2 separate regions of the Homo sapiens genome follow, and region 2 is linked to region 1. The links are chromatin loops, found by intact Hi-C in ENCODE. Cell type or tissue: heart left ventricle. All regions are shown on one strand.

The links. A loop is a pair of places that touch in the nucleus more often than their neighbours do. Peaks named below come from ENCODE experiments on the same cell type or tissue, not always from the same donor. Only the 100,000 strongest peaks of a DNase experiment are listed, where the experiment ranks them.
Region 2: it touches region 1 in a loop (2.9-fold over the local background); 6 of 110 quality-filtered maps call a loop at or near these places.

Annotation. Positions count from the first base shown.
Region 1 is chr17:11,985,765-11,988,264 of GRCh38, reverse strand. All of the region lies in intron 4 of ZNF18 (zinc finger protein 18), which reads left to right. Among named protein-coding and RNA genes, the nearest start is that of ZNF18, 10 kb to the left of the region's middle. In heart left ventricle, a CTCF peak has its summit at 1,121 (motif pointing right); no DNase peak of the experiment used is centred here; H3K27ac peaks cover 286 bases.
Region 2 is chr17:11,643,146-11,645,645 of GRCh38, reverse strand. DNAH9 (dynein axonemal heavy chain 9) reads right to left here. Exons shown (of 69, transcript NM_001372.4): 11 at 947-1,015. Among named protein-coding and RNA genes, the nearest start is that of DNAH9, 46 kb to the right of the region's middle. In heart left ventricle, a CTCF peak has its summit at 1,170 (motif pointing right); no DNase peak of the experiment used is centred here; H3K4me3 peaks cover 276 bases; H3K27me3 peaks cover 356 bases.

The sequences.
Region 1 (2,500 bases):
TGCTCTGCTTGTGTAATGTGAAATGTCTGAAAACTATTGTTTCATACATTTTGTCCCATTTTTAGTTGTTTCAGGCAGAAGGTAAATTCAACAATTCCTAATACTTCATTTTTGCTTGTACATAAAAGTCTCTGGGACAGATTTATGTTGATATTTAGTTAACAATTTTGAAAAGTTGTATTTTGTAAAAAATTTTTTTTTCACGAACCTATACATCTTAATTAAAACATCATTTAAAACGTTGAAGGAACTCCTCTTGGGACTTGCCTTGCAATCTGCTGTAGCGTGAATATGAAAATAGAGAAGGCAGTAGGTAATGCTGTGTTTCAGACCAGGGTCTGAGCTTCAGCTCTCCAGGCTCAGATATATAAAAACTAGAATACCAATTTCATAGTTTACTCTGGGGGAAGGTGGATGGGGAGGTGGCAGGGGAGAGAAATATCTTTTTAGTGAATCAAAGGTACCCTTCTGCCTGCTTTCAAGGTGCCCAGAAACCAAATTGTTAAGCAAGATGTTGCTTGGTGAAAAAGATTTGGGTGTTCTGTGGAATATGTCAACCAGGCTTGGAGGATTATTGTTGTTTCTGTAGTAGGTACAGAGTATCCTCACCTGTTCTGGATAACTTAAAGTCAAAAGATTTAAAATGCTCATCAGCACCAATTTGTTTTTTACAACCGTATTTACATATATATGTGTGTCTGTATTTCCCTACCTTCAGATGATAACTAGTTAGCAACCATTTAAGTCAAATGAACAAAAGTTGTCCCTACCCAATCTGAATATCCCCTCCAAACTAACAGCAATTATTTGCATCAGAAAGACTTTGATATTTAATGGAATCCTTTGGAAGTAAAAGGAATTTTTAAATTAATCACTCCCTCTAATCTCTTAAATAAGTGAGGAACTTCATAAATAATGCCAGAATAATGATACGGTATTACTATCAGTACACAGTAGTTATTTCATTAGTGGAAACCATGACTCGGTTGGAACCTCACATAGACTCCAGCAGTGCATTTACTCACCTTCCCCTGTTTTCAGACTTAAAGGAAAGGAACAGCGTGTAACTAAGTGTAAGTCAGTTGTAATATCTTATAAACCCACAAGATGGTGCCAGTTCCACACAAAAATAGAATTTTCCCATCAAATCCCATGTGTCTGTCTTTCAGGATAGAAAGTTAGGTTTTTCCGTCTCTTCTAAATATGAGAAAGAGGCAAGCTGGCTGCCATTGGCGTCTTGCCTCTTCAGTAGGAGGTTTTATTCGAAGTACCCAGCTTCTTGGCAGTTTCTTGAGTAAATTTGTGTTTTTAAGCTGGAGGTACCCTGTTAGTGCTCCTGAAGCAACTTTTCTGGTTTTTGAGTGAGCTGATTTTGACCCTTGGGGGTTTTGGTGGCTGTATCCTTTTCTGCCTTGTACTCTTCTTGGTAGTTACTGTTCTGGTGTTCATGGAATAGATCCTGTGTCAGCAAGCCAGGCAGCCAGGCAGATATTACTGTGCTTGGCAAGTGCATCCTTTTCTCTGCTAGCACTGAAGCCAAGGTCCATGTGTTCTGACCACAAAGACTGAGAACTCCTGTGTTCAGCAATGTTTGCTCAAGTGATTATTTTCAGGAGGTTGTTAAAATAGCTGCATTCACAGAAGATTAACAGAATAAGCTGCTAGCTGTTTATACTTTAAAAATTAAAAAATTTAAATTAAAGTTCACATTAAAAATGTGGTTATAGTTAATAGTTGACTGTGTAATTCAGTATATTGAGGTCGCTTTTCAGCTTCCTATCCTTCCCACCCAAAAAAGTCCAAACCCTCTTTCGTTTGTGTGTTTGGCTTAGCACCTGCTAATTGAACAGTTTTTGGTATCTCTTTTCTCCTTGAGCCATTTCCACTTCCCTTTGATGTGCTAGGGGGCAGACTTGACTTAGGACTGAGAGTGTATTAGTCCGTTTTCACACCGCTGATAAAGACATACCTGAGAATGGGCAGTTTACAAAAGAAAGAGGTTTAATTGGACTTACAATTCCATATGGCTGGGGAGGCCCCCAATCATGGTGGAAGGCAAGGAGGAGCAAGTCACATCTTTCAAGGATGGCGGCAGGCAAAGAGAGAGCTTGTGCAGGCAAACTCCCATTTTTAAAGCCATCGGATGTTATCTTATTCACTATGATGAGAACAGCACAGGAAAGAACTGCCCACTTGGTTCAGTTATCTCCCACCAGGTCCCTCTCACAATACATGGGAATTATGGGAGCTACAAGATGAGATTTGGGTGGGGACACAGAGCCAAATCATATCAGAGAGTGCCTTCCCCAAACAGTATATTGTGTACAGTAGGAGGATGACTTTGTAGTTCCTTTCCTCATTTCTATTCCCTGAAGCCTGGCTATTCATGTCTATCCACTTTGCGGTTTCTGAAAGTGTGCAGAATCCCTTAATTCTCTCTGCAAACCCTTGGGGTGAGACTGGGAGACTGCATGTGATGGTAATAATATATATTATCTAC
Region 2 (2,500 bases), 340 kb after region 1:
GGACTACAGAGCATGGCAGAGGCTGGAGGTGGTGACGAGGAGGCAAAAACCACCTCAAGGAAGACTTTTCATGTCATGTTAAGGAGGCTGTGAGAACCACCGCAAGGCCTCCCAGCTGGTGGTGGCTATGGTGACATTATTGGATTTGGTAACAATGTGGGTACTGAGGGGAACAGATCTGGAGGCAGCAAGGACTGTTAGGAAGCCACTGCAGCAGTTCAGCCTGGAGAAGTTCCAGTCTCTTGTGAAGACACTGGTGGTGGAGACAAAGAGGAGTGGATGGACTTGAAGTTATTTTAGAGGTAAAAGGGGTGGAATGTGTGTTACTTGCCAGGTAGAGGTGCTGTTAATTAATCTGTCTGGAACAATGCTAAGCATAATCACAATTATAATCTCAACGGCCACCATTCTTCCCTCCTGAACCAGGAGAAAGAACAAATGGCAGAAGGAGAAATCAAGACAATGGCTGTTTCTAGACCCTAAGCCCTGGAAAGACTTATTCAGCTTTAAAGCAGTTACAACTTTGAAGTCATATAAAATTTTCACTCTTATGCTTTCTCAATAAAATGATGCAGGAAGTACTTTTTAAAACTTATTGCCTCTTTGTGCAGCATGCACTGTTGCTTTCTGCTGAGTAAGCAGCTGTTGCAATTTTCCGTGACATCCGTCTCGGAGTTCCATGAGTAGCACCCCACTCCTAGCTCTAGTTCACACTCCCAGCAAAACTACACTGGAAAAGTATTTATTTCCAGAATACAGCTGAATTCCCCAGATACCCTGTGTGTGTGCAACCCGGAAATACTGTACTCACAAATATCGTGGTTATAACATAAAACATAGAGTGATACTTCGGAGCCACTGAGGAATCTGCACAAACTCGGAGCTGCAAAAGGCAGCATGGAGGCTGTGCAATCTGCAGACCCACGCAATGCCAGAAGTTGCTTACTTTTCTAGCAATGACAGCATATCTTCATATTTTTGTTGCATTCGCTTTCCTTCTGCAGATTCCATGCAACTACTCGTACAAAAGAGAAAAAGTGACACAGAATTAGAAGAAGTTAAAGTAATAATCCGAGGAACAAACTGCAGTCTCCAAAGAAGAGCGTGAATAGCTCCTTGGCTCGTTTCCAAACAGCCCTGAAAGAGCCTTTCTTCTTCGCGAACATCTTACTCTGGCCACTAGAGGGCATCTGCACTTCCTGAAACGCAGGCAGCTCCGCAAGTGTCAGAGCTCTCATAACCTTTCCTGCCCGCAGCTCCACCAGCACCCTCACCTAGCTGAGCCAGTCACACACAAGGTATGTGAGGTCCTTCAAAAATCTGAATAAAAGGGAAATTGAGATATGAAAAAATTCTAGGTGCTGTAATTTTCTGTATTTAAGACCATCAATGTTATATACAGTCATGCACCACATAATGGCATTTTGGTCAACATATATACACGTATGTGACTGCGGTCCCATAAGATTTTAATGACGCTGAAAAATTCCTATTGCCTGTTGACATGGTGCAACGCATTACTCCCATGGCTGTGGTGATGCTGGTGTAAACAAACCTACTGTGCTGCCAATCGTATAAAAGTGTACAGTAATGTCCTAGGCCTTCGCATTCACTCACCACCCACTCACTGACTCACCTACAGCAACTTCCAGTCCTGTGAGCTCCATTCATGGTAAGTGTCCTACACAAGCGTACCATTTTTTAAATCTTTTATGCCTTATTTTTTGCTGTACTTTTTCTATGTTCAGATATGTTTAGATACACAAACACTTAGTATAGTGCTACAATTGCCTGCAATACTCAGGACAGTCACTCGCTGCACAGGTTTGTAGCCTGGGAGCAATACACTGGACCATAGAGTGTATTGATCATAGAGTGTATTGATCATAGGCTAAGCTAGACCATAAAGCGTATTGATCATAGAACGTATTGATCATAGAGCATATTGATCATAGAGCGTGTTGATCATAGAGCGTATTGCTCCTAGGCTAAGCTAGACCATAGGGCATTTGTAGCCTAGGAACAATACTCTAGACCACAGACATAGGTTTGTGTAAATACACTCTATGATGTTCACATAATGATGAAATTGCCTAAGGATATATTTCTCAGAACATAACCCCATTGTGAAGTAATACATGATTGTCTATAACACTATATGCCAGGTAAATATCTATATAGGTACAGATATATTAACATGTTTTTTATATATTTAAATATATGTTTCCCCTTTTCTGAAATCCATCTAGAACACGCGATCCGAAACACTACCACTTCTTCACGTTTTTACATGAGGGTCCCTCCCAGCTCTTACCCCTGAAACATGTGCACATGTAATACACATACATGAAAGTGCACATGGACGTACATATAACATGTGTAAACACAAGTGTGCACACACAAATGGAGGCTTCTGCAGGAATGCTAAGGACCACGGAAGAGAGTGTGGCTCGAGGTACGGTTACCCTCAACTGGTTTTGACACTTCCCACAACACTAAT